2 separate regions of the Mus musculus genome follow, and region 1 is linked to region 2. Evidence: chromatin contacts called from ENCODE Hi-C or POLR2A ChIA-PET data. All regions are on one chromosome and are shown on one strand. Each heading gives the region's core, a stretch centred on a gene start or an enhancer-like site at or near the end of the contact. The rest is flanking DNA. Distances are from core to core; before and after follow the strand shown.

The links. A loop is a pair of places that touch in the nucleus more often than their neighbours do. ChIA-PET counts read pairs that join two places held with the same protein, here RNA polymerase II (POLR2A).
Region 1: a loop to region 2 is called in a map of T-helper 2 cell, with 2.4 times the contacts of the local background. The contact joins the promoter of Dph3 here to the promoter of Ankrd28 in region 2. A Hi-C loop is called at or near these places in 2 of 37 maps with a recorded cell type or tissue (T-helper 2 cell and v-Abl transformed pro-B cells). POLR2A ChIA-PET finds 5 or more read pairs at or near these places in 1 of 5 experiments (Patski).

Annotation. Positions count from the first base shown.
Region 1 is chr14:32,084,122-32,090,967 of GRCm38, forward strand. Dph3 (diphthamine biosynthesis 3) reads right to left here and starts at 1,571. Exons shown (of 3, transcript NM_172254.4): 1 at 1,289-1,571; 2 at 786-860. The coding sequence starts at 1,396. Oxnad1 (oxidoreductase NAD-binding domain containing 1) reads left to right here and starts at 1,607. Exons shown (of 8, transcript NM_145460.2): 1 at 1,607-1,932.
Region 2 is chr14:31,825,707-31,832,419 of GRCm38, forward strand. It overlaps Ankrd28 (ankyrin repeat domain 28), which reads right to left and starts at 4,709. Exons shown (of 28, transcript NM_001024604.2): 1 at 4,621-4,709. The coding sequence starts at 4,647.

The DNA.
Region 1 (6,846 bases), core at 321-2,820, 260 kb after region 2:
TTTATGCCAGCTACCACAAAAACTTTCCCAGTTACTACACATCCTCTACAGTGTGATTCCCAAGGAGTCAGTCCCTAGTCTGTCCATTGTTCTTTGCTCCATAAACCATTTTAAAATAAGAATGAATCATTACATTTCTATTATTGTCTAAATTAACACCTGCTTCTCCCACAAAGTTCTGTGCTTTGGTCCAACTTACCCTATAGTCATTTTAGAATTTATCCTCTAGACTGTTACATTCTGTACTTAGACTCCAAAGCACTAACTGAGCTTTGGGTGGGAAGTAAAGATATTTACCCCTTTTCTATTGCCATTCCTAATGGATACAAAGGAACATGGAACTGTAACATTACATCTAGGAACTATATCTCAAACAAGGTAGATTCTGTACATAAGCTAGGCAAGCAATAAAATGCAATCTTCTAAAAATATCCTAGAGCTCTGAACAAACTAAATATTAAATACAAGAGAAATGTCAAAAGGAAGAACATCAATTAAAATAACCATAATTTTTCATTCCTGATTAAGTCATCAATTTTCATTACAAAGCAATTTCTTTATTGCCCTTTCCAAAGTGATCATAAGTTACATAAAAGGCAGATCTCTGTGAATTCAAGGCCAGCCTGGTTCACATCATGAGTTCCAGTATAGCCAGGGCTACTTAAGGTCCCTGTCTCAAAAAACAAACCAACACCCAACACTCTTCCGCCCTTTTCTATCAGACAGGCTCCTTTAGGCCCTTGTCATTAGCTCACACCACCCATCCCCTTTAACATATCCCTTACTTTGTCATAAATCACTTTTATAATGAGTGAGCAGCTAGGACACGTGGCCACATCTTCTCCATTTTCCAAATCTTCCTACAACGCAATCAAACAACATATGGTCAGCATAGCCTTTCGTCAACTTCCCATAAATCTCTCCTATGTCTATGGGCAAGTCTTTAGTTGGGTAACAACACAAAGAACTTTCCTCCCAAGTGTCATCTAGGAAAAAAAAACAGGGAGATTAGATTGGTTCGATCGCCTCCAAAACCCTGGGGTACAAAATCAAGTTCCCTTCTTCAAAGAAGCTCCCAGGGGAAAAAAAAATAGAAAAAAAAGAAAAACACTTAGGGGCGGGACTACGGAGAACAGCGCCCTTAACCCGACCCTGTATGCTAGACAGCCTAGGTTACTACTTTAGGGGCGGGGGTTCGGAAGAACACGTGGGTAACTGAGCCTTCCCAGGGACACCGGAAGCGACAATGCGCAAGCTCGAGGGATCGCCGGCGGGCCCTTTAGAGTACCTTGGTGATGGCAAAGTTATCCCCACAGGGGCAAGGGTAGAAATATGTCTCCGAGTCCTCGTCATATTGAAAGTCCTCGATCTCCACCTCGTCGTGAAACACCGCCATGGTCACCCGGTCGGCACCGCATCAGCTTGCCTACCTGCGCCCAGGCAGGGTAAGGCCCGGTCTTCCCGGTCCACCCTGGCGCAGGAACAGTCACTTCCGGACGCACAGGCGATGACGTAACTTCTACCGCCGCGGCCAAAAGGGTGACCCGGTCGCGGTCGCCATGGAGATAGCGCCGGAAAGATGGTGCTTCCTGCGCAGCAGCGTTGCGCAGTTCTCCGTCCACTGGGTGCCAGCGACCAATAGTGTGAAGGGCTCCCTCTCATGGCGGTTACGTCAGTCCGGGGCCCGGGGAGTTTGGGCTTGGGATATAAACGAGTTTTCTATGCAGGTGGAGTCTTGTCCTCCATAGCTGACTTCAGAGGACATTAAAAGAATTGGCGGAGGCTACGCCCTCTTGAAAGGGGGAATCATTGAGGCTCAGGGAGCCACACAGCGTCCTCTCCAGTTCTCGGCCCACAGCGCTCCTGCAATTGCGTTTCAGGCGACCTTGAACTCTGAGTGACTCTTGGCCTGTTATGAGTTCTTGCCTGCAGGTACATCACTGCCTCTCTCACCCCAGCCACTTTCTGATACCCCGGTTGTGTTGTAGAGAACCAAGATCTGCAAGACAGGGGCGAGTTCTAGCCATATTTTAAATATTCACTGCAGTGGTGGGCACAGTAGCTTTTAATTATTGGGGTTTTTAGTGGGCAACCTATATGTTAAACTTGATCTTGAGGTTCAAAAATCCATTTTATTCATCTTTAACATAGATTTAGAGACTGGGCATCTTGCCCAAGATTGCATACCTAGGCCATAACGATGAGCCTAGCTGTCTCTAAAGCCCAGGAACAAATTATTTATGTGAACTTTAGTTCTCGGTAAAAGGAATGGTGTTCCTGGTATTTTCGTCAGCGTGCAGCCTCTTCTTTGAGAAGCACGTTGTTCCGAGAGCCGTGCTGGGCTTGTTCCGGTTACAACCAGGGACTTTGGAGTAGTGCTAAGCAGTTACTCATCTCACTGGAGGAGTGCAGTGTAGTGAAAAGTAGTATGGCAGAACTGGATTCCAGTTTGACTTGAAGAGCTCTGGGGGTTGGAAAATTACATTCTTTGGTTCTTACATCCTCTTCTGAGAGTAGATCCTTTGGAATCTAACATTCTTTTGCACGAGAATGAATAGTTCAGCAGTCATGTATGACTTATGTAGTTTACATTTCTGTAACAGTGTTTAAGTATGTACAGTTGTGTGCATAAATTACCAATTTTGTGCATGTTTAAAGGACACTATATTTTGAAGCCTTTTTGAAGTGTGAAAACCTATGGGCAGAGAAGCCTTTGGGAGGAAAAAACCCAGAACTTAAGTGTATGGAAGGTTGTTTCAAAGATCTCCATTCCTTTTTTTTTTTTTTTTTTTAACATAATTGAAGATCTAAATAGCAATTAGGAGATCTTTGTAGCCTGTTGCAGGTTAGCTGTAGCCTGTCTGGGCAGAAGAGAAATGCAGTGAAAGCCTTCTATCTTTATGGGTATAAATACTTCCCAGGTAACCTCTGGGACACAGGAAGAAAACTGATTTCCAAGTGTCTGTCTTTAGTTCAGATGATCTTTAGTTCTTATGAGCCATTCTTGAATGCGCAGAAATGGATGCAGTTGTTGGTAGGGAATGGCCTGGCAAGTATATCGATCTGTAACCCCAGCATTGATGCAAGCAGGGGCAGAAACAGGTGGATCTCTGGAGCGCAGGGGCCGACAAGTTGGTGAGCTCCATATTGGGGAGGCTACCGGCCACACGAGGCTCGTAGTGTGTATAAGTTCTTAGGTCTTTTATTTAAAAAGCAAACACACAAAAGGCTGAAGAGCTGGTTCATCAGTTAATATCACTGCTGCTCTTCCTGAAGACCGACGTTAAATTCCTAGCACCTATATTGAAGTTAGTTATGTCTATAACTCCAGTTCCGGGCCACCCTTTTCTGGCCATGTGGTTGCTGGGAATTGAACTCAGGATCTCTAGAAGTGTAGTCAGTGCTCTTAACTGCCAAGCCATCTCTCCAGCCCTGGACCTGATGTTTTAGAAAGCAGTTCAGACCCATCAAAAACAAATTTCTGGGGCATCTTAAAGACTGAAGTTATAATCAGCTAGCTTTTCTTTTTAACTTCTCAACAAATCATTTGTGTGCATATTATTTAAAATAGTAAAGGAAAAACTTAATGAGCCATTTATTTATGGTAGTTGACACTGGGTTCTGGATAATTCTTATGTGTGTTTGATCATTAGAATAACACAGTGAGGGCTGGTGAGATGGCTCAGTGGGTAAGAGCACCCGACTGCTCTTCCGAAGGTCAGGAGTTCAAATCCCAGCAACCACATGGTGGCTCACAACCATCCGTAATGAGATCTGGTGCCCTCTTCTGGAGTGTCTGAAGACAGCTTCAGTGTACTTACATATAATAAATAAATCTTTAAAAAAAAAAAAAAAAAAAAAGATTCACCTTAAAAAAAAAAAAAAAAAAAAAGAATAACACAGTGAAGTACAGATGGGGTGTGTCTTTAGCCCTGGGAAATGAGGTCTAGGGGCTGAAGAATTCGCTAAGGCAAAGCTCAAAAGTCACGATGCCAACTTGGACTCTTTTGGTCCTAGAACCTAGAACTCTTTTTTGTTTGTTTGTTTGTTTGTGGTTTTGTTTTTTGTTTTTGTTTTTTTCGGGACGAACCAGACTGCCTGGTCTGTTTCTGGCAGAATGAGAGGAAGCCAGCAGGGCTGTTCCTACAGTAGGAACCTCTCAGCAAGTTGAAGGGCTCTGATTCCCAAACATTTTTAATACTGTCCTACCATCTCTGGCCGCTGTTCTACCAGAATCTTTTTTTTTTTAAAAGATTTATTTATTTATTATATGTAAGTAAGTACACTGTAGCTGTCTTCAGATACTCCAGAAGAGGGGGTCAGATCTTGTTACAGATGGTTGTGAGCCACCATGTGGTTGCTGGGATTTGAACTCTGGACCTTCGGAAGAACAGTCGGGTGCTCTTACCCACTGAGCCATCTCACCAGTCCATCTACCAGAATCTTAAGCTAGAGTCTTGACTTCCTGCTTTAACGTGGGTGACCATTTAAAAGTACCAAGATCATGTCCTTGTTCTGAACTTGGTTCAGTTGCTGTGAGTGCCCTTCAGGGAAGTTTCACTTTGGACACACTTTGGACCTTCACTTTGGACACATAGGCACATGTACGGGTTCCTGGCATTCTCACCCAGCTCCTCTTAACTCGCCAGCGTTGTTTCTTGCTTGGGCTTTGTTCCTTCCAAGATCTCTGCTGCAGTGTGCTTCATGTCTCCCCTTCATGTCTGCCTGGCTGTCTCGATCGGCTCTGCTTTCATCTCAGCTGCTGTCAGCCCCCAGAGTCCTTCACTAGTACTCCCCATAGCGGCCCCCACCACCCTTCCTTACACTCCGCCTCATCTGTAGGTGTAGTTATCACCTGTCTCCTGGCCAGCTTCTCAGGCTTGGCAGAAGGCACCCTTATCTACTGCACCATCTTGCCAATCTGATTTTTTCTTTTTAATACTTTCGTATAAGAACTGGAATAAAGCCGGGCAGTGGTGACACACACCTTTAATACCAGCACTTGGGAGGCAGAGGCAGGCGGATTTCTGAGTTCAAGGCCAGCCTGTTCTACGGAGTGAGTTCCAGGACAGCCAGGGCTATACAGAGAAACCCTGTCTCAAAAAAATAAAAATAAATTTAAAAAAGAACTAGAATAAAGTTCAGAAGGCAAGTTGAACACAATTTTATAAAAATACCGTTACTTGCCAGTTATTGGCACTCTTAGGCTTGGTACTGTTAGCAAAATTCAGACTTTGAAAAAGAGCAGCTTTTAAAAGTTAATTTTCCTTAGTTTCCAGTTCAGTTGAGAAGTAGACATTTGTAAAAATGTTTATTTTAGTAGCAGTTCTCTAAAGCATTAAGTGGAACAATGTCCACCTTTCACGGGAGGATTAACTTAGTAGGGATTTTGGTCCAAAATGTCATATAAGTGAATCATCTCTCTAGGGGTTGACTGATTTTTCTTTCTTCAGCACAGCACTAGATCCAGCTGGGCAGGACCATAATGGGAAGCCCCTGTGGTGAGACAGGAAGGAGGGCCACAGATACTCCATTGCAACAGTGTGGCGGGGACTTCGTGGGCTGGGTAGCCTATGTCACAGGAGTTGACTGGGCCAAGGAAAATTAAGAGGCAGCAGCAGAAGAGTAATCAAAAAGAAATGTCCACCTGAGGGGAGGATTAACACCTGAGGGGAGGATTAACACTGAGGGAGAGGAATGTAACATGGCCCCTCACTTCAATCTGGGCTGGGGCTCAAACCCAGGGCCTGTGGGCAGCCAAGTAAGCGCTCTACTACTGGGCTTCACACTTACAGATCTAAAGGAATCTCTTCTTTTGCAAGTAAGACCTGATGAGGCTTTTCTGTTATTGTCTTTGTACTTACCAACTTATTGTCTCTGACATTGCAGGACCTCTGTGGAAATTTCAGTATATGAAAAACTTCTCTGTGTTCTGGGTGGTGCAAATCTAGAGGTCTTAGTCTACAGTACTGGCACCAAAATACTGTGTGAGCCAGCTGGCTCCCAGAATCTCATGGGTTTCTAAAGGAAGTGCTGCTGGTTTGCTTTCAGTGACTCTCTGGTTTTGGTTTAGCACAAAAGGAAAAACTACCTTAGCAATCTCAAAGTTTCCAAGTGCTAGGACTAAAGGCATGTCCTATTGTGCCAAGACTAAATCCTTAAGCAATTTTACTTAAAAATGTTATTTTTTTATTTATTTACTTATTTACTTACTTACTTAACTGTCTTAGGGTTTCACTGCTGTGAAAAGATATCATGTTTAACTGGGGCTGGCTTCCATTTCAGAAGTTCAGTCTGTTATGGCAGGAAGCATGACAGTGTGCAGGCAGACATGGTGCTGGAGAAGGAGCTGAGAGGTCTCCATTCTGATCTACAGACAGCAAGGAGGAAACTGGCTTAGCTTGAACATTTAAGACCTCAAAGCCTCACCTCCACAGTGACACACTTACTCTAGCAAGGCCACACCTCCTAATAGTTCCACTTCCGATAGCCAAGCATTCTAGCCTAAGAGTCTGTGGGGGCCATCCCTATTCAAACCACCACAGCCACTTACTGATTTGTGTGTTGGAAGTCAAAGGGCAATTTGTGGGAATTCGTTTTCTTCCTTCCACTATGTGTGTGGGTGTCTTGCCCGTGTCTGTGTAACATGTGTTGGTACTTGCAAAGATCAGAAGAGAGCATCAGATGCCCTGGAACTGGAGTCACAGATGGTTGTGAGCTGCCGTGTAGGTTCTGGCATGTGAACTCAGGGCCTCTGGTAGAACAGCCAGGACCTCTTGTTGTGCCCAGATTGTAAAAACCCCAAAAAGACCACCAGGATTCACAACCCACTATAATCGCAGGAGG
Region 2 (6,713 bases), core at 3,459-5,958:
CTACACAAAATAAGTTCATTATTAAATTTTTATATAGATTTTAAAATCTATTCTTTAAAAATTCATAAATTGTAACTACACACAGTTCAAGGCCCCTGATCTACAAGCCATGTTCCAGGCTAGCCAGGGATACAGAGAGACCCTGTCTCAAACTGGCCCCTCCCAACACTCTGTAGATGGTGGGGCACATCTTTAACTCCATTACTCAGGAGATGTCTGTAAAGGAAGATCTCTGTGAGTTTGAGGCCAACTGGGTCTACATAGCAAGTTCTGGGACAGCCAAGGCTGATACCAACCACTGGTCTAATCATTACACATTGTATAGTATTTTCAATTATCATATCTCATAATCATATACCTAATAGGGCCCTAAAATTTTAACATTTTTACATGGGGGAAAAACAGTATTTTAAGAAACCTATATACTAAATACAATTAGAAAAAAATCTAAAAATTAAAACTCACTGCCCTTTAGTATTACTGCAAACAAACAAACAAAAAAATTTGTTTGTTTGTTTTTTGTTTTTCGAAACAGGGTTTCTCTGTATAGCCCTGGCTGTCCTGGAACTCACTTTGTAGATCAGGCTGGCCTCGAACTCAGAAATCCGCCTGTCTCTGCCTGCCTCCGGAGTGCTGGGATTAAAGGCGTGTGCCACCTCACCCGGCTTGCAAACAAAATTTAACTCCAGTTATAAACAAATTCTGAAAAATAGAAAAATCCTACTCCACACTAATGTTAAGTAAGCTTCAGGTGCAAATGAAATGGTCTAAGTAATTTTACACTTTTTTTTTTTTTTTTTTTTTGCACTCTTGACCATGCTACAGAAGTTTATGGCCATAGTTAAAAACCCAGCTTGGTGATCGAATGTCTATTTAGCAGAAGACCCTTGGGTTTTACTCCAGCAGCCCTATACAAGACACATGAAGTTATACTCAACAGACTAATGAAACCTTTACAAAGAATTTTGCAAAATCAAATGAGACATAAAAGGCCATATGCTATATGATTCCATTTAAATTAAATATCCAGAACAGGCAAGTTCATAAAAAGTAGATTGTTGATTGCCAGGTGTAGAAAGCAAGAGAAAGCTAAAATGACTGCTAATTGTCATGTGGTTTTCTGGAGTGGTAAAAAAAAAAATTCTAGAATTAGTGGTGATTACAGTTTTGTGAAAACAACTAAAAAAAGCCCACTTATTTTAAGAGTATAAATTTTATGGTATACATATTCTAGCTCAATTTTTAAAAAGGTTTATGACCAGGTTGGTAGTGTAGAGGTCCCAGATCCAATCCCTGGCTATGCAAAACACACACACACACACACACACACACACACACACACACACACACACACACAGAGGAGCACGCACACTTGTGCAGAGTAGAGGAGAAAAGGAAGGAGGGAGGAGGGGGAAGGGGGAGAAGGGAAGGGGGAATGGAGGGGGAGAAGAGGGCGACCACTGTGGCCCCTTTCTGTTAAAGAATTCTCAGTTTAATGAGTACCATTTCTGGAGTTTTTCTCCAACTCCTCTGAATTAGAAGTTAGAAACTAGTTTTATAGTAGTTCTCTTTTATAACCTGAGTATTCACTGTTGTTACTGGTAGTCACCAGTTTACTAACAAAAATAGATTTTTTCCCTAGCAATGTGGACTTCTGGTATCCTAAAGGAAAAAGGAATTCCAGAAATACTAGACATACCTGCACAACAAAGGCTTGGGGCTGAGCAGCTACTAACAAGTCTGACATTAAGGTCCCCCTCTCCACCACTCCCCATCATTTTCTATATACTGAAGTAAGTGTCAGTTGCTACTTAGCTTCTGAAATGGGGAACCTAAACAAAGACCAACAATCTTTCTTAATAGAACATAATGTTTATGATTTAAAATGTAACCATATATGAGTAATTTTCATCACCTAAGGAGATAAAATAGACCGTGATAACCTCAGGAGAGAAAATTCTGCCACTGTTACACAAGCCAAAGTGAAGTAATTCAGGAAAAAAGTTCATGTCTACTGTTATCAACAGAAAACAAGCTTCATTTTACTAACAATTTAAAAAATATTTTCATCCACCCATAGGCAGAAAGTAATACAGTAATTCTTTCTTATTCGCTGAATTACATGCTGCCACAAAGTAAATGCTGTCCTATTCTGATTACAGAATGAATGAGGACAATTTCCTTATTTGCTTACTGATTTTATATTTGTCTTCCCTGTGTATCTTGTGTGTGTGTGTATGTGTGTGTGTTCCTGTGGTTGCATATGTGTATGTGGAGGCCGGAAGTCAATGTCCAGTGTTATTCCTCAGGAGTAAAGCAGGCTAGGCTGGCAAGTTAGGAAGCCCCAGGGATTCTCCTGCCTCTGCCTCCCCGTGCAGAGATCCCAAGCATGTGCCATTGTGCCCCAGGTTTTTACTGAGTTTCAGGAATCAAACTCAGATCCTCATGCTGACAGTAAGCTCTTTACTGATTATGTCATTTCCTCATCTCTGACTTTATATCTTTACCATGTAGAACCATTCTCATACTTAAATGTTGAAGAAAATCCTTACTCATGTCTAGCTTCCTTCTATTCTTTGCAAGGTTAAAAAAATTATACTACTTCCTAACTGGAATGTATATAAAGCTGTTGCGTTAAAAGCGGTATCAACTACCTTCCAGATTTAAAATCCTGTGTACATATACAGGTCTTCTCACCTTTCCTCCAAAAACTACTTTGTCTAGCTAATATGCTTTCCCTAGAAATGGAAAACACTAAACTATTGAATCCCACTTCGTTTCTATCATCACTTCTAATGTCTTGAAACATATCAATAAACTGATTTCTAAAAACAAGTGCAATTCCCTTTAAATTAAGAAAAACTCAGTTGTCTTTCAAAAGAACTAGATGAGCCAATTATTTTGTAATACAGTAAGTCTTCCCCAGCAATGCCATCTCATTAACTTACTCATCACGGATTCTCAAGTTTACAGGTAACATTTTAAAAATCAATATCACCACTGAGTGTTAAAGAATATTACACAAAACTGAATCAGTGTTACGACTGCTTCAAAACTGTAGTTACTAAACACTCAAATGCACAGATGCCAATAGATTTTTATTATTTATTCATTTTTTTTTATAAAGTAAGATCTTCTAACAGTCTACCAAATCCCTAACACACACAATGACCAAATCACAAAATACATTTCCAAAAGTGAAGGATTACAACCAAATATTCAGGTACAAAGAGTTACTAGAGTAATAAAGATTAGCTGAAAATCTAGATCTTGAGTTTCATGGTATTAACTACATATGAATTAGATGATCTGGGCTTGAACTCTGCTTGTTATTAACAGATTTTTTTGTTTTTTCCTGACAACTTTGTGCAATGAAAGGTTTTGCTACCTGTGGCTGGTGAGCACTTTTGAAAAGTGTGCTTTTGACTAGCACAACTGAGAAACTGTGCTTTCTTAATTTTAATCAACTCAAAGATTCTATGTGTAGCTAATGGAACATGTTGAACAGTAAAGTTATTCACAGATTTTGAAATACAAACTTATCAACCAGAGTTTTTCAAAGTATCATGCCCTATTGTTAATATCAGCTAAAATTCTGCTGATACCAAATGATACTAAAAGTCAGCATTCAGCCTAAGTAGAATATTCACTTTTTAAGTGAGAATTGACATTAGCTAGACTCAGAACTTAAGTTTTAATTGGTAGAAAATGACATAAAACATTAAGTTTTTCCCTATCGTTTTTGTTAAGCTTGTGCCCACTTTCTGATTGGTTTCCCTTCAAATCTGTTCAGTATCTCCTATTCAGAAAAACAATGGCAAAAGGGGTACTCAAGCATTAATAGGTTCCCGCGACTCCGTAAAATCCACTCGTTACTTTCCCTTTTCTTTAAAAGAGACAAACACTGGGGAGCGTCTGGTAATTCACCTTCTCGCCTTTTTAAAAGGGTAACAAGCGTTCATTCAGACATAGTTGCGATTTCATTGGTAGATACAGAGTTATTTTTCCCAGCCCACAGTGTACTGCAGTCTTCTGAGCACTTCAGGTGTTCTTTGACAAGCTCTTCCTAAGTCAGGAAAACTAAACCAAGATGGTGCAGAATATGCCAAGAGAAAACCAGCCTGGGAATATGCACCGTAACAACCAGTCCCCAGCAGAATCCATCGGCACCGGTGGGTTTGCTTTCGACCGCCACTACCTCTCCGCAGAGACGGTGCGGTGGACCGTGAACCGCCCCGCGAAGCGAACCCGAGGGCAAGGTCGTGACCCCAGGTCACGGCCGCCGCCTGCCCCGCTCCGACTCCGCACCGCAAAGCCACCTGTTAGGCCCGAGCCTCACCTGGCAGGAAAGAGGAGGCGCCTACCCGGCAGCGCGCCGGACGCGAGGGCGGCGAGCGCAGAACCCGCCCCTGTGGCGGCGGCCGCGATCCCCCGGCGGCACGTGGGTTTCTCGGAGCTGGGGCTGCACTGACAGGCGGACGGCCCGCACGGCTGCCGACCCGGGACACCCTCTTCCCTCGCTGCCACCGCGCCGACAGGGCGCCCGGGCGGCCCACGCCGCTGGTCCACCCTCCTCCGACTCCTCGGTGGCGCGATCCCGCCCCGCCGCCCCTCACCTACCTGGTCGCGGAGTTTGAGGAACGCCATGGCGGTCGCCGCTGTTCGGCCACTACCCGCGCCCGGCGGGTAGGTGGCCGGCTACGTTGAAGAGAGCGCGGGCAGGGGGCGGCGCCGCCTCCCCGGCCGCCCGCCGCCGCCGCCGCCGCGAAGAGCCCCGCCGGTCCCGCCTCCTCCAAGGACTCCCGCCCTCTTTCTTCCGTCCTTTCTCTCGCTCTCTCCCTCTAGCTCTCAGCCACCTCCCACACGCAGCCGCCGCCTTCGCCGCCGCCTCACACCCCCTTCCCGAAATACCCCAGCAGCCCCCGCCGCCGCGCCGCTCCAGCCCGCGGCCGCGGCGGCATCCAAACTCCACTCCACAATATTACCACCACCGCCCGCCGCGATTGGCGGCCGCGCGGGGGAGAGGCCAGAGTAAGCCGAGCGCCCATTGGCCACGCCACCGCGCTCGCTCGCTCCCGGGCTCCGCCTCTCCGCGGAGGGAGGGGCGGGGCACAGGAAGCGGCGGCGCGCGGAGCGGGCGGGCCAGGTGGCGGGGCGTCTGGGCGCGCGCCCCGGGCGCGGTGGGCGGAGCCCGGACTGGAGGTGGGGAGGGACGGAAACTGGGTACCGGGTAACGGCCCGGGATGGCACGTGGAGGTGGCGTGCACAAGCTCAGCTCAGTCAGGTGCGGAGAAGGCAGCCGGAGCCGGTGCGAGCCAGGGAGACCTCCGGGCCGATGCTGCTTTCAACAGAGTAGCGAGGGCAGCGGGGAACCGGACTCGCACGTGGAGCGAGAGTGAGAATGTCTCCGCGGGCTTTGGGGGAGACGTGGTCACCGGGGGACTGCTGGCACGCGAGACTGAAGGGTGTGGTCTTCATAGCCTGAACAGGTTGTGACCGCGGAACATTTCTCTCCAAAGCGCCCCTTTCAATCTTGCATGTGTTTTTTTTCCCCCTTTCTTCTTTATCATCAAAAGGGTTTTTGCCTCCCACTTGAAAGAAATCAATTTTTTCAAAAAGATGTGCAGGATTTTCAATAAATAGCATCCTTGGATGGAGAAGAGGAATGACTCCCTCGCCCTGGCACACACACCCACGCCAACCCACAGCTCAGAAAAGGCTTTTCTTTCTTAGGCAGCCGCACACTGTTACCATTCCAGGCTTGTGTGGGAGAAGATTGTTGTTCTCCTGTGTCTGTCAGCCTGGGCGGCTCCAGCCCCTGATTAATAAAAGGTACAGATGGTTAGAACACAAACGTGAGATATCGGGTTGGTTTAAAAAACAAAACCAAACCTCATCTTTTCCCTGCATTGGTGTGTCTCTTGGGACAGACTTTATTTAGAGAATCGATTTGAGCCTAATGGCAGTCTAGAAAAATGGGGATCAGTGCCAGGACTGTCAGTTTATTATAATGCTATTATTAAAAACAACTCTTTAGCCCCATAAGAACAGAAAATATCAAAGTGCAAGATCAAATGCACTAAGAGCCTTCTGATATCTCTTAACATAACTATGCCATAATTCTGCTGAAACAATTGCTTTTCTAAAATTACATTTTTACCATGGTTGGTATTTGCTACTTTAAAATGGAGGAATTCTCATAACTGATGGAAGAGGCTTAGCCAGAAAAAAAAAAATGATTCTTGCTTTGCATTTTCTTCAGTGCCTAATTTCTTTCTGCATCAACTCTGGCCGATGAAATGAGAATTCTGTCACCCCATGTCTCTTTATCAGTGCACTGAAGGTGAATGAATTAGCAGTATGAAAGACTTTGACTTCTCCAAAACAAAGGTGTTATGACAACATTACTAAAATATTTTGTGATTATAATTGTCCATGTGCTACAGCCAATCGAGTTTTGCCTTCCTCGAGGATGAAAGATTTACTCTCTTCTACATGTATGCCTGTTTAACACTGGATGTTGACTCAGCAATTAATACGACTGAACAAACACACAGCCTCAGCATGCTCTCCTCTGGGTTAAAGTTCTAGGATTTAAAAGCACAACAGGTACTTGATTTGGAACACAGAACAAACTGATTTTGGGTAGCAAGCAAGCGGTTTAGAGGGTATGGGTTGAGATAGTGGACCAAATGTGTATTTCAGTGTATTAG